Regions from separate parts of the Homo sapiens genome. Here regions 2, 3 and 4 are each linked to region 1. A link is a contact called in ENCODE Hi-C or POLR2A ChIA-PET data. All regions are on one chromosome and are shown on one strand. Each heading gives the region's core, a stretch centred on a gene start or an enhancer-like site at or near the end of the contact. The rest is flanking DNA. Distances are from core to core; before and after follow the strand shown. Region 1 has its middle 97 kb from the start of TANK-AS1. Region 2 overlaps RBMS1 (RNA binding motif single stranded interacting protein 1). Region 3 overlaps RBMS1 (RNA binding motif single stranded interacting protein 1). Region 4 holds the start of RBMS1 (RNA binding motif single stranded interacting protein 1).

Region 1 (5,932 bases), core at 2,554-5,053:
TTTAAGAGAATTCAAATTTTCCCCTTCTATTCTTTTCCCCTTTCTCCTCTTCTAAGGCAGGAAGTTAGCATCAGGCTAAAATCCTAAAATATTTAGAGAATAGGCTATTAGAAGGGTGCTGCAAACTGGATTATTGATGCAAACACATGGTCAGGATAAATACGGGGAATGTTTGAAAAAGATACAGGTCTTGAACATACAAGACCTCTGTAACTCAGCCCTCAACACGTATCTGTGGCCATGACACACATGCCTCAATGGCATGTTCAGATTTTAGGATCTGGCCTTGACAAATAAGCACAATGTCAGTGGTGTGGATGCAGGGGAGAAATTCTACTGTCCACTCTCTTGATCCTTGAGGATAAAACGTAGTGTTCTCATGAGTTTCACTAAGGACAGCTCTATTGTAGTAAAGTAAATCATGTCACTTTCAGGCCTTGGAATTCACTTAGAGACAAAAATATATATTTACAATCATCTAGGAACTGTATCCCATTTCTACTCAGTGCTTCAGTACTCTTCATAAGCATCCACAGAAGTCCCTATCTCCTGCACAAAACCAATGAACAACAATTACACTAAACATTCTAAGCCTCCTCTCACTCTCCACTTTTATCTAGAAAACTAACAAGAATTTAAGTCCTATGTTGACCCAACAATGAGTTATACGATGGGGCAGAACACACTCGTATCTCCTTTTCTTGAAATCCTTGTGGAAAATGCATATAATGTCACAGATGGCTTAACAACCTCATAAACAAGACCTGAGAATTTCTAAAACTCTTTAGTTCCTTGTAAGAAAGCCCACATTCCTGTGAAATACAAATAGCTACACAGACATGCCCTGAACCAAAACTTTATTTCCATTTCAAGGAAACTGACACAAAATATCACTCTGAAATGTAGACCTAAGAAAAATTGCAACCCAGATGTTCCATTTTCCTCTCAGCTGTGAATGCCTGAAGCAGGTCTTGCTAATCCTGAGTGCAGGTGAGAGCCGAATTATAATAATGGAAAACACCTGTTGACTCAAACCTCCTCTACTCTAATTTTGACACACTGGCCCCAGGTGGGCCTTTATCACAAAGCACTGGCTCTTCTTCTTTGCTAATAGAAGAGCATCATGAACAGATATGGTCAGAGTAATCTCCAAGAAAGGATTACAATTAAAGCCTCTGGACTATTCCAAGGGTGTCTGTAATAGTTAATATTGAGTGTCAACTTGATTGGATTGAAGGATGCAAAGTATTGTTCCTCATTGTGTCTGTGAGGGTATTGCAAAGGAGATTAACATTGGAGTCAGTGGACTAGAAGGAGACCCACCTTCATTCTGGGAGGGCATCATCTAATCAGCTGCCAGAGCAGCCAGAATAAAGCAGACCAGAGAACATGGAAGGACCAGATTTGCTGTGTCTTCCGGCCTTCATCTTTCTCCCATGCTGGATGCTTCCTGCCCTCAGTCATCAGACTCCAAGTTCTTCAGCTTTTGGACTCTTGGACTTGGACCAGTGTTTGCCAGGGGCTCTTGGACCTTTGGCCACAGACTGAAGGCTGCACTGTCAGCTTCCCTACTTTTAAGGTTTTGGGATTTGGATTGATCAACCACTGGCTTCCTTGCTCCTCAACTTGCAGATGGCCTATTGTGTGACTTCACCTTGTGATCGTGTGAGTCAATTCTCCTTAATAAACTCCCTCTCATATATACATCTATCTTATTAGTTCTGTCCCTCTAGAGAACCCTCACTAATACAATGTCTCTCTGATATTCCACCATCTCTGTTCCCTGATAAATTCTCCTTTCCACTTCTTGCAAAGCTTATCTCTGGCTTATTGATGCAAGCCGATGGTCAGGATAAATACGGGGAATGTTTGAAAAAGACACAGATCTTGAACATACAAGACCTCTGTAACTCAGCCCTCAACACGTATCTGTTTTTCTCTTATTTTATCTAGGAATTAAAGTGAAACTTGTGGGGAAGAGGAAGCTACGGCTCATATTTCAAGGACTTGCAGCTGGAAGAAGACATCCACTGTTTTCCACCCTTTTCCCCAGCAGAAACCATCTCTATCCACCTCCCAGACCCTATTTATTGTATTTATTATCTGTGATGCACTTCACACACTATATGTAGTAGAGTTCCCTAAGATTCCCTTTAATTCATTGTTTCAATAACACATTTATTGAGCACTTATTATGACAAATCAATATATTAAAATGTTTCTCTTCACATGTGGTTTTGTGGAACACACACAAAATATGAAAGACCTGTTATCTGAATATTCTCATCTCTGGGCCATAAGAACTCAAACAGCCAAAAGAGCAATCAACGATTCCTTGTTCACTACTCACTTGCAAAATCTGTTTTAGAAATGAAACAGGATAATCTATCCAGCTGATAATCTAAAGTGAGTTATGTACCTTTTAGCAAAGTCTGGCCCAATGTCCCCCTTCTTATATTTCTTGGCTTTGGTTGGTTTTGTTTGTTTCTTGTGGGTTTTTTTTTTTTTTTTTTTTTTTGCCATTTTCTTTTCTCCTTTAAAATAACAGACATGGTAATTCATTTGTGATGCACTGAGAATCTTAATCTGGCACCAGCATTACTGGTAAGTTGCTTCCTTTCAGCATGAGATAGGACAGCTTACACTTGCTACAATGTATAAGACAGCCATTTTCATGCTTATACACAATAACAAGCTAAAGCTCACATTTTTTAACGTAACATCTGTGTTGCTTTCTCAGAAAAACAAGTAAAAACATGATGGTTTATTTTGGATGTGGAGGAGAAAGAATTCCAACAAACCACCATAGCAAAACACCCCAGTTAGCTTAAATGTTTTGGAGGATTTGGGGTGGGGAGAGGGGAGTACAGAAGAGAAATAATTACCTGTTTATTATCTCAGAGTCAAATTATAACAATTCACTAACTGAATCCAAGAATCACTGAATTCTAATTGACCTAGGATGCTGGGCAATGAAAAAAGGCTGGGACTGCTAAATTCAATGTTATGAGAGTATATCGTAATTTGTCATATTGTCCTTTTTCTTCCTTAATTTTCTAATAAGAACCCCTCTAGTTGAGCAATTTCTTTAGGGCCACTTAATGTTCTCATATAGGGGGCTTGGCTGTTGCAGAGTTTCTTGGTCAATGGGAGACTGATTGTACAAGCCAGCCCCAGAAGTCTGGACCTCCCTTGCTCTGCACTCATTTACCATGTGGTGTTACACAAGCGAAAGAGCAGCCAAGTCTCTCATTTAGAGCTAACTTTCATAGCCAAACAAAAGACAAATCTCCTATTAATCAAGAGCTGCACAGTCTTTGAGTTGAAGATGGTAACAGCTGTGCCAATACAAAGGAAAATATTTTCTGCATTATCTGCTTAATGTAAAGGCTGTGTAACATCTGTGCACAGGGCCGATTGCTAGAGTGCACTGCATTTTTAGCAAGGCAGCCAGAACTTCCAACAGGAATATGCCATTCAACCGGCAAATGCAGCAGAGCTCTTACATCATCTCGAATTTTCCCAAGAAGCTGACATTTTCAAATATGTAAGAGGCGCACCTTCAGCCCTTTCTACTTGTCACTTTTGATGTTTTGATTCTGGCTGCAAAAATCACAATTGCTATGATCTCCCTTCACTTTGGCTTGCCTGTTCTCAGCATTACTAGCTTTAAGGCTGCCAGACAGAAAGCTGTTGACTTTCCCTCTGAGACAGACAATGGCTTAACATGTAATCACTGGCCCCTCTTCTTCCCAACTCGATGTTTATTGCTAGCCTGTTGGCACACCCCCCAGACTGACTGTACCGGTTCTTAGTCTGAAAAGCATTCATCAGTCTTCACATTTCCAAGAGAAATGCCCCCTCTTGTGGTGTTTGCTGAATACTGCAGTCCTCGCTTCCAGCAAGAGAGCTGTGACACCCCACTTCCCACATAGACATGTGAGGAGACTAGGAACTCCAGTCCACCCAGTATTGAAAATTTTTAGCTTTTTGCTGTGACAGCTGAATCCTCTCTAACTGCATCAGGCTTTCAGATATAGATTGAACCGTATGAAAGTGCCAACAGTCAACCATTTTTGACCAATAAAGCAGCAATTTCATATAGTTCAATGTAAGCTAGGGAGGGAACTTCTTAGCTGAGCCCTGTGAATGGCAGCCAAGAGTGGAAATCTTTTCTACTCTAGTAACTACATTGAGGCACAATAAGGTAGAAAGGCAGTTCAGTATATTATCTCTATAATAAATAAACGTTTTTCAAGCCCTATATGCTAGACACTTTGCCAAGTTATGAACATAACCTTGTTAAGTTTCTTGTTCAATTGGCAGTTGATCATAAGGGCAAACTTAGAAATTTGGACGTTCTAGATTTGTCATTTGTTTATTAGGGACCATTGGTAAAATAAATGGCAAAATTATTTCTACCCCAGCACAAGCAGCTAGTTCTCTGAACAGTTTACTGGTCTCAATGCAAATAAATGTAAAATGGGGTGCTGTAGTTCCATCTGTAGATGTAATTATTTTGTAAGTATCCTATTTGTTTTTAATATGAGACAATAAATAGTGTGATTATGTCAAGTAATCTTTTTCAGCAATGTCAATTCATCATGCTAGCAAATTCTAAAAATAAAATTTTAATTATGTAATATTTAATATCACTGATGTCAAATGGGAACATCTGTAACCTCATATCAGAGACTCTTTATAATAAATAAATAGTTCCTAGAAATCAATAAGAAAAATCAACAACTCAGTATTGCAAAGAATGTTATTAGATGATTCACACATTTTTTAAAAAATGGTTTTAAACACAGGAAAGATGGTTGACTTCACCCAAAATTAGAGCTATGAAAACTAAACTGACATCAAAATATTATATTTACCTTTCAGCCTGGCAAAATTTAAAACTTTGTTCACACCCTCTTGGCAAAGTTATGAAGAAACAGGCACTCATAACATTTCTACTCTAAGTATAAATTGACACACTTCCTAGAAAGTACAATTTAACAAATTAACCACATCACAAATACATATACTACCAATGCAGAGCATTTCCAAGATAAATTATTTGGAGAAAAAAATAAAGGTATGGAACCATATGCATAATATGGTACTTTTTAGTTACAGCGGAGAGAGGATAACATTTTTTTTTTTTTTTGACAGAGTCTCATTCTGTCGCCCAGGCTGGAGTGCAGTTGTGCAATCTCGGCTCACTGCAACATCCACCTCCTAGGTTCAAGCGATTCTTGTGCCTCAGCCTCCCTAAAAGCTAGGATTATACGCACGCACCACCACACTCAGCTAATTTTCGTATTTTTTAGTAGAGACGGGGTTTCACCAAGTTGGCCAGGCTGCTCTCGAACTCCTGACCTCAGGTGATCTGCCTGCCTCGGCCTCCCAAAGTGCTGGGATTACAGGCATGAGCCACCAAACCCAGCCTAATATATCTATTACTATCTATTATCTAATAGTAATATACCTATTATCTAAAAATAACATAATATGCTTTATAAACATAAAGAAACTTTAGAAAAATGCCCATGAAAGTAATAACATTGGTCCATGGAAATAGACTAGGCAGATTGTGGAAAGAAAACATATTACTGCATTCTTATGTGGGGCTGGAGAAGGGGGGAAATACATGGAAATAGCACATATACATTAAATGTAATAGAATCATTTATGTCAGTAGGTTAAAAAAAAATCCCTCTTCTATCTTCAACAGATTTAATGATTGTGTGTTGATGCGTAGGAAAAGTGTAAGTAAAACTGTTTAAGGGCTTCCTTAACATTATTCCTTCATGATGAAATCTTGTCTGGCCCCAAACAAGCTAAGGGTGTCCCTTCTCAGCTCACTAGCAGTAACAGAATTCAAGACCTAGTGGAGTACCTGACCCCAAGATAAGAGCTCTGCTTGGTGCCCAACTTTTCTTCA
Region 2 (5,932 bases), core at 1,568-4,067, 640 kb before region 1:
GTCTAAAACCACCGGGTACTGTGCATGGAGAAGGAGGCCTTATATAAGGTAGCTGAGGGGCCATGAGCAAGCAATGCTGGAAGGAAGGAGAAGCAATGAGGTAGAGGAATCATCACTTGGAAAGTGAATCACAGGACAGTGAGACTCAGAGAGTAGAAGAATGGCAGTAGACAGTAAGAAGCAAAGCAGCCGGACTCTAACCCAGCTAAACAAAGAGCAACTACAGCAGAAATGGCAGAAGTTCAAGGGGAAAAATTCAAAACTCCTGCTCTTGATTTTGTGCCTTGAATGGAAAACTGTCATCCAACTGGTCTCCATAGACCCACCTAGGAGGCTGCTTTCTCAGGTTCTGTTGAGATCGGGTTTCATAACTAAGATTCTTATTCCCTTATATATTCTTAGAACAATTCCACCTCATTACTTAACACAAACAGTAGTGGGTCTCTATTACTGTGCTTGCAATCAGAAGTATCCTGCTAAACAAGCACTAATAAAATTGTGCAAGAAACTGCTTCTTGTAAGTTAGTACTTAGCAACAGCAAGTCCACTTAAGAAGGAAATAATTTAATGTCAGGCAGCACCACCTGCTCATTTAAGGCAAGTTATTAAATTATTTCCATGTCTTTCAAAACACTTATATTAAGAAAAATCTGCAGTCCTTGCACTTCCACGATTGGCAGGCACCATGTTCATTTTATCATCCCAATTAAAGTGTTGCCTGGTGTCCAAACGAAAGAAAGGAAGAAAGAGAGAGAGACAGAAGAAAGAAAGAAAGAAAGAAAGAAAGAAAGAAAGAAAGAAAGAAAGAAAGAAAGAAAGAAAGAAAGAAAGAAAAGAAAGAAGGAAGGAAGGAAGGAAGGAAGGAAGGAAGGAAGGAAAGGAAGGAAGGAAAGAGGGAAGGAGAGAGGGAAAAAAAGAAAAGAGTCTTCTCATACACAATCTAAGCTGTCTCTAATTTTTTAAAAGGAATGGCAAGATACATGCTCCCTCTCCCTCAACAAACATAAAAATTAGATTATCCTTTATCAAATTTAAAATGTTTTTAATGTTTATATTTTAGTGTCTCTGAAAGAAACTATCATGTGACATACATGAGTTAATTTTATTTGTTGCCAATTCTTATAAAAAGTGGATATAGATGTTGTTAAAGTAGGTTTTAGAGATTCCATTTTAGTTTCAAGTGTATACCTTTTAAGTCAAAGGAGGTACTTTGTTTGCTATTAGAAGCCAACAGATTTTTGACAAGATGGTCTTAAGGACTGTGTTATATTTAGGAATGAGCGCTTCCTCTCCAGATCTGTGCCGCCACCTCATTCCGGGTGACTTCTAAACAACCTAGGGTCACAGTGGCCTCTCTTTAATTAGTATCTCACTGCTGGAGGGAGGGGAGCATGTCAGGGGGAAAAGAATGTAAGAAGACATTATAAACAAAGGTCTTCAAGGCAACTTAGTGGTTTGGTCAAGGAATGGAAGAAAGCCTAGCTCCTTTTTTGTTACCAAAGTAAGGCCGGAAACGGTTTTGATTCCTACAAATTGAGATGGTTGGAATTTTTCTGTATGTTTGTTAATTCTGCCTTAACGTGTTAGACTTTATCTCTAATCAATTTGATAGCCTATGACTGAAAACTCCACATTCATTGTTTAGATGACAAAATAATGATCCATAAAGAAAACAGAAGATTCAGTGGACACTTTTCCATCTAAGGGATGATTCCATTAAGGTTTTAGCAATATCCAAGTTACGTTAATACAACATTTTCCTTCTTTAAAATAAAGAAGTATAATATTTAGGAAAGTAGAGGTCAATAATAACTATCTAAGAGATATTTTTTAAATCCATCATAGCTAAAACTGTACCTCCCATATATATACCTACAACTAATTTTATGAGGCCAGGAACAAAATTCTATTTAAATTGAGCTCACTGCAATAAATAAATGAGTGAATAGGTAAAGAGAACTGAGTCAAAAATAAATTTTACCTGAAAATCAAGAATGACACAATTAAAAAAATTGTTAAAGCCTAAATATATAAACATATATGTTTATCTGTATCTATATTTATGTCTATCTGATGGTATATATTAATACATAGAGATTTCATATAGATCCAATTCCACAAGGGAATTACATTTTTAAAATATCAAAGACTAAAATTCTTGAAAACTAAGACGGTTATCTGTATGAATAAGGAACACTTTTAGAATATTAATTCTTCAGTTAAAAACACTGACACTGATTAATGGTTTCTGTTGGGTATTATTTACAAGAAATCATCTCAGCAGGGTGCCTGTGTCCAGTTTCATAATCACATAGTACACTCACCCTACAGGATTATGTTCTAGGCAAGTTCGAATGTTAAGTTGAATTTCATTCTCTTCAGGAAGTGACTTTTACTCAAGATTGAATACAGCTGTTAGCACAGATCACTGTTCCAAAAACATTTCTATGAGAGCTGGAAGAAAACACCATTTTAAGAAATGCAAATTCACTTTCATTATTTCAAATCTGTGCAAGCAAAGCTGGAAGGGAATCTCTGGTCTCTGTTTGTTAGTTAAATTAGGTTATTATAAATATTTAAGAGAAAACATGCAGGATGGCTACGAGATGGCTATAAGACTTTCCATGTACTTCTGGAGCCTACATATTTTAATCACCAGTTTGTTTATAACAAATACAGTGGCTTGGTTTTTGTTTCAAAAATCAAAGTTATACTCAATTTCTCCTTAAATTTCACTCTCTAATACAACTTGGTTTTCTCTCTTTATATTCACAGAAATGTAGCCTGGCAAAAAACGTGGGGTGGCCTCAGCAGAGGAAATGCTGCCAGCTGAAAACACCGGATGTAATCGAGACCACAAGAGACACAGACTTAGTTATAAATGTCGAACTAAAAAGAGGTATTGGAAAGAAACAAAGTCTAACTTTTTATTGGCTGGATTAATTATTGTAGTGAAATCTTGCTATTTCATAGTTTAGTCCCAAACAAAACAGCATGTCGGGGAATTATTTTTATAATCCTAGGTTCCACTTTCTAGAGCTTTAAAAGAAGAAGAAGAAGAAGAAAAAAACTCTATGGATTCTTACCATCCCTGGCCATTTTCCTACTACTGTGGGTAGGAGAACAGAGGTTTTGGGTGTCAACCTACGAGACAGTACAGGATAGGTTGGATCGGCTTCCACAAATAGCTGGGAAAAGAGCATTTTTAAAGAATGTCTTTTAGCATCACAGAAATGTCCTTTTACTATATAAAGAACCAGAATAAATCTGTCTATAGATGGACCCGTAACAGACTAAGTTAATTAGTATTATTAATTCTCTTTGGCAATGGGGTGGGGATAAGAAAACTTAATTTACAAAGTCTGTAATAGCTGTTTTTCTATTCCCGCCCTTTGACATTGTGCTTCCTTTTGTATGGCGTAATGGTGATAACCATGTTCCTTCCCTATTGGCTATGAAAATCCAAATTTGAATTCAAGACAAGCATAACACTTTGGGATCCCTATGATCCTCCTAGTTTGGCTATTAGTGCTTTCCAAGCTGCACTTTTCAACAGTTATCTATTGCTTTCTATGTAAAGATTGTTTCAATTAAATACATTTGTCTGTTCAAAAAATAATTCTTCAGGCAAAAATTTAAAATTTAATTTACTTTTTAGCCAGGGAAAATGATATTTTAATTGTCAAAATATAATAGTTTTTATTTAAGACCCTGACTAAAGGGAGCAGTTAGCAGTTTTTGCACTTTAAAGTTAACAGGAAGTCTCCTTTCTTCCTTTTTTTTCATATAATATGATCAATGTTTCTTGGAAAGGTTAACATTTCTCATAAGAGATTAAAGGACCCACCATAACTCACACAGGAGAAAGTGGGCATCTTCTGATGGTAAGAACAGGTCATTTTTGAAACTATGTTGTTATACATGTCAGCCATCTTATTAAGTAAGCTCTTGGAAAAAATAAAAGAAAATCTTTTGCCACTAGAGGGAGTTCAAAATTCCCTTTGTATCAGTAAACACGTAAAGTGCATTTAACCTCTGAAACAATAAAAACTATGATTGTAGTACACTTTTTAAAAAATTAAACAATAAGACTAAATCAAGAATTAGGTTTTTGGGGAATATATCTTTTCCTTCAGTTAGAATAGCTATGGTGAATATATGCCATGGTTATTATGTACAGCACACATATGTTAAAGGTAACTTAATAATTTTAATATCTGGAAGCAGTACAATGAATAAGCATTCTTATTCATTGGGATTGTAATCTTTTACTCTTTCAAGCTGTATTTAATAATAACTGTGGTAGACATTTCCAGAAATACCTGCCCACAATCCCTCCCACTCTGCATGTGCTTTCCCAATGTGATTCTCTCCTCCAAAGTCCAGGACTGGAACCTGTTTCACCTCTCCTTGCCTAAGGGATGGCCCTGTGTGACAGTAGAATGCAGAAGTATGGCTGAGTGACTTTCAGATCTGGGCCTGAAGAGGCTTTCAGCCAATCACCCTGTAAAGAAATCTGGGCTAGTCTGCCTTCCAGTTAGAATCCACATGGAAAGAGAGGCTGTACAGAATGAGAAGCTACACAGAGGAGAATGGAGGCACTCCAGTCAACAGCCAGACAACTGTGAGGCATGTCAATGAGGCCATCTTGGACATTCAATCCCCAGCTGAGCTCCCAACTGCATGCAGCTGCCTGAGTGACCCAGCCAAAGTCAAATGGAGCAGAAGAGCCACCCAGCTGATCCCAGCCAACCCAGGAAAATGCAAAATTTTAAGTCATTTTTAAGTTTTAAGTCATTTTTAAGTCATTTTAAGTTTTAAGTTGGAGGTAATTTGTTACTCCATAATAGATAATTGAAACAATAATACTAGTAAATATGTTTGTATCATGGTCTATATTTTTTAAAAGCCCTTTTACATCCACTATTTCCTATAGCCATACCATGCAGTGGGAAACTAGATCAAAGGTTAAATATCCTGGCCAAGATCTTGGAGTGCTTAAAAACAAATACAAAGTTTAAGAGAGAGATGTTTCTCTTAAGTAAATGCTATATATCCCTATTTTTCTACTTTTTATCTTATGTAGTAGTGATTAACAAATAATCAAGTATTGGTTAACAACTACTTTCTCCCGTGCTTCTTTTCCATAAGAACTAGTTAATCTAAACAATTGTATTCATTTATTTTTCTATTAGTCCTACCAGTTCAAAAAGTAAAAATAGTATTTTGGGACCTGTGCCTCTTTATTTATGCACACCTCTAGCTGTGTTTTGATGTTTGAGAAATGTTAATTATTTGAAAGTTCTACACACAAAGCACTGACAGCTTCAAGTGGTAAGCTGAATTTTTAAATGTGAAATGACCCTTAATTCTTTCCTTGCTTATTCTCATTGTAGACAAGTTTTACAACTCTCCTATCTGCTTGACTTTCAGTTGCATGAAATAATGATGGGGCGCTTAGCACCAGGTCCTTTGCATTTTGGTTCCCCATCCCCCTTTCCCTCCTCCAGGGTTACCTGTGATATTGTATATGACTGATATGGACATGACGGTCCCAGCAAGAGAAAGACACTGGATTTTTCCCACTGATAGCTAAGTGTTCTTGCGGGGAGTTGTGTGTGGCAGGAGGAATGGTCTCAGAATCCAAGAATGGCCTGGGTTACCTAGGCAATAGTCTAATAAAATAGTCTAATAAAATTAGACTATTGCCTAGGTAACCCAGGCCATTCTTGGATTTATTAGTTTATTCTGAAAATCTGCTAGAAATCAGATTTTCAGAATAAACTAAGTGGTCCACATTCAAGACAGAATAAAATTCAAGTTTTGAAAGCTTTGGATCCAGACCGAATCAACCTACTAGCCAGATTCTTTTCTGAGGAAGCAAGCATCCCACTATCTTTTGGTACAAAGGTTCTCATTACCTGCAGAAGAC
Region 3 (5,932 bases), core at 1,085-3,584, 590 kb before region 1:
ATGCTGGGTTGTTTAAAGAATATCTGGAGCAACTGGTTGATCTCTCGCAACTCACAACTTGTACTCCAAGAAACTCCCTCCCTCATTTCCAAAAGTAGAGACAAAATCATGTTTGGGAAATCCTTTGGTGTATATATATATATATATATATATATAACCTTTCATACATTCTGATTATAAGTAGAAGTCCACTAGGTATTAGAAGAAGTGAAGAGGATTTATACTCTAAGAGAAAGTAAAGGACAAAAAGTTGTTTGTATTAAGGGCTCTAAACTACAAGTTTCAGGCCAGGGTTAGAGGGAGGCAAACATTTCATTTCTCATTGAAAAATTACATTTTAGGAACTGTTTTGATATTTTGAGGTACACTAGCACTCAATCATTCAAGTATCCTGCTGTAAATCTATTTATCGGGCTGACAGTTATTTATGTTTTGCTAAATAACAGGTAAACTTGTATGAAGCAGTTAAATCCTCTCTCTAGAAACATGCTTAACAAATTTCCAAATTTCAGACAACAGACTAGAAAACAGAAGCAAAAACAGCTGGCGTCACTGGCTTCAGTGACCTAAATTGAGCCCAAATCTTCCTCCTCGTTTTGAGTCAGGCATTTTTGTGTCAGTTGACATAACTATATTTTATTCTGGTGTTGATGTAAACTATTTCTCAGAATTACAAAGCCAAACATTTCTGGGAAACAGGCAGAGAAAGAAAACTTCAATAAAAACCCAATACCTACATTAAAAATATATATATTTGTATTTCTGAGTGATAGAACTATAAATCAATCTCTTAAATATTTCTATTTTCCTCAAAAAAAATTGCTTCAGTTGTGTGTCATTCCCTTTTACTGTTGCTAACAACACCGAAGGATAAAACATTCTGGCCGAGCTATAACTATAAAATTAGCCTAACTAACTTTAACAAAATATGATGTGAACTTAAAAGTTAGCTTGTGTTTTGTTTCATTTTAATCGATAATATTGTTGCCTCTTTGCATGTGCTATTTTTTGAAAATGTCTGAAAGAGGAAATCAGGAAATGCATTTTGTATTAATTTCTAGTGTTATTTTCAAACAAATAAAATTCACTTTGTAATTAAATACAATCTCCCTTTTTTATACAAGCTTAAATAAAAGTCCAAATAAGGTGAGTGCTTAAGCTCAGTTGCAAACAATATAAGTATTGCATTCTTTGACAGTCACAGAAATAATTCTCATTCAGTGATCCTTTTATTATTGCTATCTTTAGTTTCCATGGGGGTTTATGTGAATAAAATAAAATAAAATCCCACACGTACTCAGATAGAATTACAAATGAATGTTCTCTATTCCTGTTTATGTTAAGAGTTCCAAGAATGACTATCATGAGTACACATAATGGTGCTCTTTTAGCAGTGCTGACATAAAAGGGCCACTCAACTATGTTGTTTAATTGTATATATTCCAATGCTAGGCAACTCTCCAAACCTTATTGTAAACATTGTATAAGGTCTGTAAGTTTGGCAGAATAATGGAGCTCAGGCTTTTACAGTTAACGCTAAGTGACAGTTGACTTCTCTTTAGGATTGTATACATTGTTTGCCTTGATTAGTGCAGATTGCTCTGTCACGTAAAACAAGCTGGCATTTGGAAACTCAGCCTAATGTTGCGCTCTAAGGTTGTCACTTTTTCCCCATGCACACTGACTTGGTGCAGTGTTTTGTTTCCAGGTCTATAGAAAAAAGTAATCTATTACAGATTCTTGTGTTAAGGCTAGAAATAGAATAGAATAGGAATATTCAATCAACTGCTGTATTGAACATGTATTAAGTACACAGGTATTATGTAGCAACAGAGAGATTTTGTTAATTTCATGGAATTTGTCATTTAAAAGTATTTTTAGGCAAAATTCATGTTTTTATATACTCTTGAAGCAGACCCTAATTTCTGTGCTATGATTAAGGAGGAAGGAAAGGCAGAGAAACATAGGATAAAAGGTAGTACATTCCTACCCTTGAGTTTTATAAGAATGAGGCTCATTTACTGTTCAAAGGACATTGTTTATACATTCCAGACTTCCATCTTATAATTGCTCTAGGATTTGTAAAAAGGAAATCTCAGCAGGGCAGCAAAATTTATTCAAAGCAATAGCTGCACATAATTGGTATAAAATACCAGAACAGTCTGCTCTGAAAACTCTTTTTCTCAGCAACGCAGATTTCCACCCCCTCAACTCTCTTTCCATATGCAAATAAAGTTTGACTACTTCTCCTCTATTACTTGAGTCTTTTCTTCCTCTACTCAGATAATCTATTTTTTAAAGGTCCTATAAATATTTTCAATACCTTTTATATGAAAAACTTTTTTGATGCCCATTTGGTTTTAGTAGTGTTTACCTGGTTACTATGACAACAGGTAAGAAGAACTCATGTTGTAGAGGAAAGCTAGTTTTATCTTTATATTTTCATAAAACATTATGAGTTAATTATGTGTTTTATCATACATAAAGGTTAAAAACTTCTCTGCTGTGTTATTACCATCTCAAGAACTCAATTAAATGAACAAAGGAACATAAGTTTGAGTCTGGATATTATTATTCAAATTTGAAAAATATATTAAAAAAAAGGTGAGTCACAAAGTGTGGCATATCCCATACATTACAACCACGAGTCTAGAGTGTTAGCTGGACTTCTGACAAAATTCCTTCAGAGGTAAAATAAAAAGAAACAAAATAACAGCATCTTCCTGTTTAAAGGGACATGTTCATTCTAAAAGTTATTTCCAACAAGTTCTTTTTTGTGTGTGTTGATGAACAAGCGTACAATAGCTTTGCTAATTTAATACCACTTTAAAACATCACTTGATAGGATTTGGGCAGATTTTCTTTACTGATATGACTGCAAGATCATGGGATTTTGCGGTTGTTCTTTTTGAAAGAGAAAAACATCTCCGTGAAACCAGAAACACCACCTCTCAATAGGAAGGATTAAAAAACATTCTTCAGTCGTGATGGTTGCCTAATAATGTGAACGTATTCAACGCCACTGAATTGTACACAAAAAATGGTTAAAATGACAAATTTAACATTATTTACCACAATAAACAAAACAAAACTTCTTGAGTACGTATGTACAGGAAGAGTCATTTCAAACATTTGTCATAATCAAACTTAGAGCTTGTTCCTTTTAAAATGCAAAATCTCTGATATAATTCTTATGACCTATTAAAGACAGATTAAATAAAGCATAATGTGGAAAAGGTAGGCAAAAAGTAGGCTTGAGTAGTGTAAGAATAACCAGAAAACAAATATCCATTAACTCAATGTCCTGCAAAGTATTTTCAGTTGCGTCGCAAGTAATATATCGTATTTATGGTGTGATAATCTTTCACATTCTTGTTGAATAATTATGAGATTCAAGTGATTGTTTTTTTCAGGTTATGGACTTAAGATAATGCAGATTTCTGAAGACAGCCTAAAAAATCCCACTAATAACTAATTTTCTTAGAAAGTTTCCATTATTGTTTTGCAATAGACCTGTAAAAATGCTATGGTAGGCACTCACTACTGCTTATCTAATTCATTTGAGTAATCACAGCAGATTTTTAAAAAGGCAATGGGTAGCCATGTTAACTGAAAGAAATGAAACTATCCATTAAGAAAAGTAGTAAGCAGCCATTCCTTTATTCAACAAAATTTACTGATTCCCACACTTCATTCGCCTCTCCACCTTTTCCCCTCTATCCTGTGACCTGGGGGCCGACCACAGGCCCTGCATCACTGGTATCCTCCTCTCTCGGGCTTCCTATTGGTTCCAATTGGAGGCACTGGCAGATCTAAGGGTAGGAGGAAAGTGAGACATAACTGGTCCACATGGGCTTAGTCCTTGGCTGAAGGTCATCACCTCTCTCAGGGAGCCCCCAGCACTGGGCTTCCCCTCCAGGTTCTGGTAACTGCTCCCACCCTTTGCTCTTTCAGACTTTGAGTAGTAAAAGCACTCGTATTTTGCTGGCCTCAGAAAATGTCGTTGTCTCTTTTAGGTTTCCCTAAGACCTGCCAACACATTTGTAAACATTCCTTAAATACCAAGTTTGCGTATGTATGTCATGCATTGCCTATCAGAATCCTAACTAATATAATCACATATTCTTGTCAGACACAGTTTTAGGTCCTTAGAAACCCTGAGCAAATCCTGAGAAATATTGTTTTTAGATATGTAGCCATTTATTTTGCTTTTTAAAATTTAATTGCTTTTCAATTAATAATGCCCCATCCATATGTTATTTTTTAAATTATACTAATAGAGTAGAATGGGCCCCCCATTTTTTTTTTTTTTTGAGAAGGGTTCTCACTCCATCACCCAGGCTGGAATGCAGTTGTGTGATCTTGGCTCACTGCAACCTTCGCCCCCCGAGCTCTGTCAATCCTCCCGCCTCAGCCTGTCATGTAGCTGGAACTACAGGAACAAGCCACCACATCCAGTTAATTTTTGTATTTTTTTGTAGAGATGGGGTTTTGCCATGTTGCACAGGCTGGTCTCAAACTCCTGGACTCAAGTGATCCACCCACCTCGGCCTCCCAAAGTGCCGGGATTACAGGCATGAGCCACCACACCTGTCCACCGCCTCCCTTTTCTATACACATTATATTCATGATATTTAACTTAAGATAGTCATTGAATACTTGGTTTTTTGCATTTTATGAAGTGTTTATGTGACAACGACAAACTAACTTGGTAGTGATTGCCTTTGGGGACACTATGAGCAAGTCTCATAGTAAAGCTTGAGATTGAGAATATTACTTAGGTAATTTAGGCTAAAAGCTCATTTTTATCCTAATCACGTATGTATTTGAAGCAGAAGCATTTCATCACTAAAGAATTCTGTCTGTGCCTCATATTCCTCTTTATCATGTTGGTAAACAAAAAATATGGATTCAATTCAATAAACACTTACCAAGTACCTACTATGTGCAAAACATTGTAATAGGCACAAAACTGAACAAAACACACTTCTTTTTTTTTTTTTTTTTTTTTGAGACAGAGTCTCGCTCTGTCGCCCAGGCTGGAGTGCAGTGGCGGGATCTCGGCTCACTGCAAGCTCCGCCTCCCGGGTTCACGCCATTCTCCTGCCTCAGCCTCCCAAGTAGCTGGGACTACAGGCGCCCGCCACTACGCCCGGCTAATTTTTTGTATTTTCAGTAGAGACGGGGTTTCACCGTTTTAGCCGGGATGGTCTCGATCTCCTGACCTCGTGATCCGCCCGCCTCGGCCTCCCAAAGTGCTGGGATTACAGGCGTGAGCCACCGCGCCCGGCCCAAAACACACTTCTTGTCTTTAAGGATCTTATGTTCTTGTAAAGGAAGCCTGCATGTACACAAATTACTGTTTATAAAGTACGATATAAAACTATTTCTAAATACACATGCAACCTCATGCTATGCCTTTTCTTTCCTGATATTTTGTGACTTTCTCAGTCTTTTTCCCCTAGCATTAAATGTTATACAGCATAGTCTAAATGAAATGTCACTTAATGCAAGTTAAAATATAAGAAGAAGCAAAAATCAAATTAGTAAGCAGTCTCCATTTTTTAAGCAACGAAAGAATGAAACTTTACAGGCGGCCTAAGAGTGACAAACAACCAACACAGAATTGCATGTATCTAGCAGGGCGTGGTGGCGCATGCCTGTGGTCTCAGCTACTTCGGAGGCCGATACAGGAGAATCACTTGAGCCCAGGAGGTTGAGGATGCAATGAGCTGTGTTTGCACCACTGCATTCCAGCCTGGGCTACAGAGCGAGACTCTGTTTCAACAACAACAACAAAAAAAAATTAATTAAAAAAATTTTATATACTTGCTTCAGTTTGCCTGCATTTTTCTTCCCTAAGGGACAGAGTCTCACTCTGTCACCCAGGCTGCAGTGCAGTGCCACAATCCTAGCTCACTAGCCTTAAACT
Region 4 (5,932 bases), core at 886-3,385, 570 kb before region 1:
TGTTGAATAAGCTGTCCTTTAGGCACCCAATGCTGCATAATTTAAACAAGTGCATTAAATATATAAGATATCTAAAAGGTAGTGCATTGATTATGCCACAAAATTTCTTTGAACAGCTACCATGTAGCTCACAGAAAACTAGCATCTCCTGCAAGTTCCTAAAACAAATACTGTGAGAACTACACAGAGATGAATAAGGGGTATCCTTGCTGCTACCATCTTGCTGCTTTCTGGTGACCCAAAGTAAAGTGGGAATTGGGGGAAGTGAAAATGAGGCCCGGGATTGCTAGGACATTTCTGGTCTCGAAACTGACAAGTGTCCTTTTTACGTAGACAAATACAGGGCTATGTCGTAAGTACATGAAAACGTGGACCACACACATTCTAAGAAAGAAAAGGCTGAATCAGAGATTCTTTGTACCAGGCCGGAAATGCCCAACTACCAGCAAGCAGAGCATGATTACAACCTCCCAAAGAAAGTTCGGACACTGCATCCATACCTGATTCTTTTGTGATCTAGAAGGGCACCCAGAGTTGTGATAGATGTTAATGGCTGAAGAAGGCTGCTGCGTCCAACTTCCACCCTCCCAAATTCTGGCGGCTGCTTCCAAAGCAGTGAAATTTCCAGTCTTCATGGCCCAAATAATTTTTTTAAATGAGTTCGGGAGGCATCAAATTCTTATTGTAAAAATAAGATAGGCCCACTAACAAAGTACCCAGGGTCCCTAGAAAGCCAGGCGCAATTTGTATGGCTACATGTCATCAACTGTTGTTACCCAAGAGTGTGCCGAGGTCACTTTTTAAAAAGCAACATTGGAAATCGATCTGTGGCAAACATATAAGCTAGTTTTGTTTTTGTTTCTTTTTTAACCAAATACGAAGTCACTTCTTTCTCTGCACTGAAATCTGCCCATTGTCCCTCCTTTGCAAAACCTCTAGAGATTAGAAGGGACATCAATGAACGCGAGTGAACTTTGGCCACTTTTCTACCCAAAACACCAGCGTAAAAGTAGAAATCAGTAACCAGGTGAAGTGCCACACCGCACAAAGATCAGAGGCGAGGGGCGGGCGCTCAGGGCCGGAGGCGGGGAGGAAAATATCCCGGCCCCGCCGCCCCTCCAGCCCCAGTCATCGCGTGCGCGGGAGGTGGAGGGGCGTCCCTGGGGGGCGGGAGGCTCCGCGCCACGGCGAGGGGAGCGAAGAGTTACAGCTTACAGGGCGAGGCCCTTGGAGAAGGGGTCGAAAAGCCGGGCCACCAGCGGATCCAGACGCGCACACCAGGCGACGGCCGCCGGCCAGCCAGGGCTCGGCGAGGGGCGCCGCTCGACCCCACGACCCTCCCCGCTGGCCGGGCCAGGAAGGGGCTGGTGGCTCTTTCCTGTCTAGTCTCTCCCCCCGCGGCTTTCTGTAACCCGATCCCCGCACTCCGCTCCCAGGGAAGCCGCCGCCCCGCGCGCCGCCCGGCTCTGCCCAGGCCAGCGCTATAGTTAGCAACCTTCCAGCAACTCCGCCCGGCGGTGGCGGGGGTTCGCCGCGCGCCCCCCTCCCCAGGCCTGACCCTGCGCGCGTCCCCGGGCCCCCTCCTCCGGCCGTCACCTCTCCCCGGCGCCCCTTTACCTTGGCTTGCAGATACTGGGGGTAATAGTAGGTGGCGTACTGAGGGTACATCTGCTGTTTCCACACTTTGCCCATGAAGCTGGAAGGGAGCCTGCCGTGCAGGGTCGCGGACACTTTGGGGTTTCCAAGTCTCGGGCTCTCCTGCCTCTCCCTTTCCGGCGGCGGCGGCAGCGGCGGCGGCGGCGGCGGCTGCTGCTGCTGCCGCTGCTCCACCTCCCAGCCGGGACCAGACGTCCTCCTCCTCCTCCTCCTCTTCCTCCTCCTCCTCCTCCTCCTCCTCCTCTTCCTCCTCCTCCTCCTCCTCCCAGGCAGAAAGAAAGACACTGCAGAGCGCAGAGGGCACCCCGGACAGGGCGCTCCCAAGGAGTTTCCTCCCGGAGCCCGACTGCTCCGGGGCTGCCAAGGGCTGGCGCGCTGGCCGCGGTCCGCTCGGGCGAGCCGGCTGCGCGGGGCTGAGAGGTGATCAATACAAGTGGAAAGTGCGGCAGCGGCGGCTGCGCTTGGTGCCAGGCGGCATCTGGGGTGGGTGCGCCCGATGTGGAGAGAGGAGAGGGGCTGGCGTTCCGAGGCCGTGGGGGAAGGGCGGGCGGGGGCGGGGCCTGGGCGCCGCCGAGCCCGGGACCCGCTGGAGGTGAGGGCTGAGTTTTAACCACTCCTCACCTCCCAGGCTCGCGGTTGGACGGGCGGAAGCCCTGTGAGTCCAGATCGCTTTGTGTCGGGGGTGGGGAAATGGGAGTGGGAGTGGGGGTGGAGGGGGAATGCGGGGGGACCCAGCTTAAGAACTGCAGGGCGGGCACCTCTTTTGCTTTCCCGAGTTTTTATCTTCGTAAGGGGGAGGGGAAATAAGGGAAAAGAGGAAATCTGATTAATCGTTCACTTCCCACCGCCCAGTAATTTTTTTTCACAAGGGAAGGAAAATGATTTAATGCCCAACAAAGCTGGAGTCTGGACACCTGGGTTCTGTTCCTCCCACCCACCCCCGACCCGGGGCCACAAGACTAATCTAGGTGACCTTGGGAGGGTTAGCGTCCTTCGGTTTGGTTTTCCCAGATGTGAGACGTGAAATCATGCCCCTTGCACAAGGGGAGGCAAAGCACATACATACATACACACACACACACACACACACACACACCCCTCACAACATATAGACGGATCCTTCTAAGAGGGGGATGCCGCAAAGAGGCAGAATGTTATTAGAGGACACAATATAGACATCAGCTTTTCTCTGCCTCTTTCTAATGCTGCCAGACAGTCTGTCAACTCCCACTCAGGAGCAAGGAAACTCCCTGAGTTTGGAATATTTTAAGGCCATTTTGAAAGTCACGCTGGCATATTGTTGCAGTGTGCTTCAGTGACATATAAAATCAATCTCTCTTTCTGCCTCTCTCCATCTCCTAATTGTCACAGCTCTAGACAGCCTCAGACCAGCAGTGGTTCAGTTCACTACATAACTAGATATAATTTAATGGAATTAATTGGTCCCCGAAGCTGCCTGCAGAAGACTTTTATATTCCAGCTCAAAAAGAGAGCTAATACCAAAATGTACATACGGATAGCATAGGTAAGCAAGCATCCTCAAATTAGGGTTCCGGCACATCTAATAAAATGTAATAAAAAACTGTGTTTGTTATTAAATAGACCTTGTTTACTTTGTCATTTTGGTTTTTGAAGAGTCTTTTGTTAATAGCACAAGGTAAATTAAACTCAACTGGAATGCATTATTTTGTTAAACAGTTATTATTTTTATATGATAACATTTTAAAATAGGTTTAGTAAGATACTTTAAAACAATGACAAAATAAGGACCTGAAACCCTTATAATCGTTCTATGGTTTAGACAAATTTCTAGATCTTACATGTTTGACAAAAACAAAATAAATATAAGTATAGGTGAGAACATTTTGGCTCTGCCAGGAGGCAAATCATGTCCCTCTCATTTACCTATGTAAAAGCCTATAAGGAAGCTAATATTTACTATGTCTGCTATATTGTAGGCACTGTTGAGGTGCATGCAGACCTGAAAAGTGGAATGGGTCACTGTCAGACTAGGGGAGCCTAAAATATTTCCCATATTGTTTCAATGTGGGGCCTTTTAATGTTTTTAAACAGGGAACTGACATGAACTAAATTGTGCTTTAGGAAGACTAGGAATGATGGTTTGGAAGAGTGACAGAAGGAAGAGAAGTAAATCGAGAACAATCGCAGAAGTTCTAGGTTTGAGGTAATAAGGGAAACTACCAAACTTAGACTGTTCTACTTACTGTTTTTTCTGGATGATGGAAATTCAGCCTGTTTTAGAGAGCCCAAAAGCAGACCTACACTTGTATAGACACTTGATTTATGACTGAGTTGGTATTATAGCGCAGTGGAGAAAGAATGAACTTTTCAATAAATGATTCTGGGTCAACTGGCAATCATATGGAAAAAATGAAATGGGAGCCCTGCCTCACACATACCAAGGGAGGAGGGTGGAAAATTGAGGTGAATCATGACCTGGATGTGAAAAACAAAAGTATAAAGCTGTTAGAAGACAATATAGAAGAATACCTTTTTGACCCTGAAATAGGAAAGATTGGTTAAATAAGGGGAACAACAGTGTAAGATTGACAGATTTGACTGTTAACATTAAGAACACTGGTTCATTGAAGGATTTTATAAAAAGCGATAAAAGCCACTAAATACCTGTAATACATATAACACAAAAGGTTAGTATACAGAATGTATAAATAATCAATAAAAAAAGAGAACTTGTTAGAATATGAACAAAAGAATGAATGTGTATTTCACAGAAGCACAAATATTCAGAAAACATATAAAAAGATGCTCAAGTTCATTAGTAATAAGAGAAATGCAAATTAAAATAATACTACTATACCATTTCATATTCACCGGATTTGCAAAAATTAAGAACTCTAAAAATATTAAGAGTAGGTAAAAATGTGGAAGGGGGGAAATCTGAAAACACTGCTTCCTGGAGGAAGTATAAATTGGTCTAACCACCACTTTAGAAAACAATTTGGCATTCCTGAATTTCATTTGCATGTTTCCTACAACACAGTAACAGGTACGTACCTTAAATAAATTATTTTATATGTGCACCAGGAGAAATATACAGGAATGTTCATAATATGCAGAAAATAACTCAAATGTCTACCAACTGTAGAGTGGATTAAAAAGGTTTTAGTATATGCACACATTGGAGTCGTTGCAGAAACAGAAATGAATAAGCTGCAGTTAAAAGCATCAACATGGATCATTTCAAAACTGATGTTGAATGAAAAAGGCAAGTCAACAGAATGCATAAAGCATGATTCCATTTGTATGAAGTTCAAAAACAGAAAAAATAACTAAACAGTATGTTATGTAAGAATAGGTGCAAGAGTAGTTTTTAAAAACTTTTATAAGGAAAATCAAAAGTAAAATAACATAAAATTCAAAACAGTATCTCTTAGGAAGAAGAAGGATGAAGTATTTAAGGAGGGGCCGAAGGAGACCTCTAGAAATAGTAATGTTGGATGTTTTGCTCTGGGTTATTGATAACATGAGACTACATTTCAATACTTTTGTTTTAATGTTCATAAGTTCTTTTGTATTTTTGCTGTATTTCATGTGAAAACATTTTAAAACAAAATCAGCTTTTAATTTTAAGCATGATCATTTTCAAACAAATACAAAAGCAGAGGAACCCTCTGTTCCTAACATCCAGCTTCAACATTCATCAACATTTTGTCATTCTTTTTTCTTCCCTCTTCTCTCTTTCTCTGTCTCACACACACACAAACACACACACACACTTACTTTTATTTTTCTAGAGTATTTCAAAGCAAATCCCAAGCATCATATTTCACCAGTAACTATTCTACTACCTTCCTCTAACAAATAACTTTTTAAAACATAATACCATTGTCACACCCAAAAAATTTAACAATAATTTGTTAATGTGAGCTAATACCCAATTCTTGTTCATTTTCCACTGTTGTCTAAAAATCGTTTTTTGTAGTTTGTCTATTTAAATCAGGTTAAAACAATGTCCACATATTAAATTTGGTTGATATGTCTCTTAAGACTCTCTTAATAAAAAAGTTTGTCCCCATTCATTTTTAAATTTGATATTTACTTGTTAAAGGATTTGGGTCATTTGTCCTGCAGAATTTCCCGCATGGCTGATTGCAACCTCATGGTGTCATTTGCAATGATGGTTAGTTCTAGAGGTTTGATTAGATGCAGATTCACATTTTTTTGACAAAGAATAGTTCCTAGATGGTACTGAACACACATAGGGAATGTGATGTGATGTGTATCCCATCAGAAA

Evidence for each region. Hi-C counts contacts between places; a loop is a spot of excess contacts on that map. ChIA-PET counts read pairs that join two places held with the same protein, here RNA polymerase II (POLR2A). Pooled maps may share reads with other maps.
Region 2: a pooled map shows a loop between it and region 1 (7-fold over the local background). The contact joins two enhancer-like sites. A Hi-C loop is called at or near these places in 2 of 168 maps with a recorded cell type or tissue (MCF 10A and endothelial cell of umbilical vein), 4 of 37 single-sample maps with no recorded cell type and 10 of 50 pooled maps.
Region 3: POLR2A ChIA-PET joins it to region 1 with 12 read pairs in IMR-90. The contact joins two enhancer-like sites. A Hi-C loop is called at or near these places in 1 of 168 maps with a recorded cell type or tissue (naive thymus-derived CD4-positive, alpha-beta T cell) and 4 of 50 pooled maps. POLR2A ChIA-PET finds 5 or more read pairs at or near these places in 1 of 52 experiments (IMR-90).
Region 4: a loop to region 1 is called in a map of IMR-90, with 6 times the contacts of the local background. The contact joins the promoter of RBMS1 here to the enhancer-like site in region 1. A Hi-C loop is called at or near these places in 3 of 168 maps with a recorded cell type or tissue (IMR-90, heart left ventricle and naive thymus-derived CD4-positive, alpha-beta T cell) and 11 of 50 pooled maps.

What each region holds. Positions count from the first base shown.
Region 1 is chr2:161,060,013-161,065,944 of GRCh38, forward strand. No RefSeq gene overlaps it. Among named protein-coding and RNA genes, the nearest start is that of TANK-AS1, 97 kb to the right of the region's middle. RefSeq lists an enhancer at 135-304. Within about 2 kb of position 3,804, at least 3 of the 41 ENCODE cell types and tissues checked have a DNase peak (open chromatin) inside an H3K27ac peak, as active enhancers do.
Region 2 is chr2:160,425,459-160,431,390 of GRCh38, forward strand. The region is part of intron 1 of RBMS1 (RNA binding motif single stranded interacting protein 1); the gene reads right to left. Among named protein-coding and RNA genes, the nearest start is that of MIR4785, 21 kb to the left of the region's middle. Within about 2 kb of position 2,818, at least 15 of the 41 ENCODE cell types and tissues checked have a DNase peak (open chromatin) inside an H3K27ac peak, as active enhancers do.
Region 3 is chr2:160,471,562-160,477,493 of GRCh38, forward strand. The region is part of intron 1 of RBMS1 (RNA binding motif single stranded interacting protein 1); the gene reads right to left. Among named protein-coding and RNA genes, the nearest start is that of RBMS1, 19 kb to the right of the region's middle. RefSeq lists an enhancer at 5,217-5,716. Within about 2 kb of position 2,335, at least 2 of the 41 ENCODE cell types and tissues checked have a DNase peak (open chromatin) inside an H3K27ac peak, as active enhancers do.
Region 4 is chr2:160,491,672-160,497,603 of GRCh38, forward strand. It overlaps RBMS1 (RNA binding motif single stranded interacting protein 1), which reads right to left and starts at 2,136. Exons shown (of 14, transcript NM_016836.4): 1 at 1,618-2,136. The coding sequence starts at 1,692. RefSeq lists an enhancer at 1,677-2,197 and a silencer at 2,384-2,563.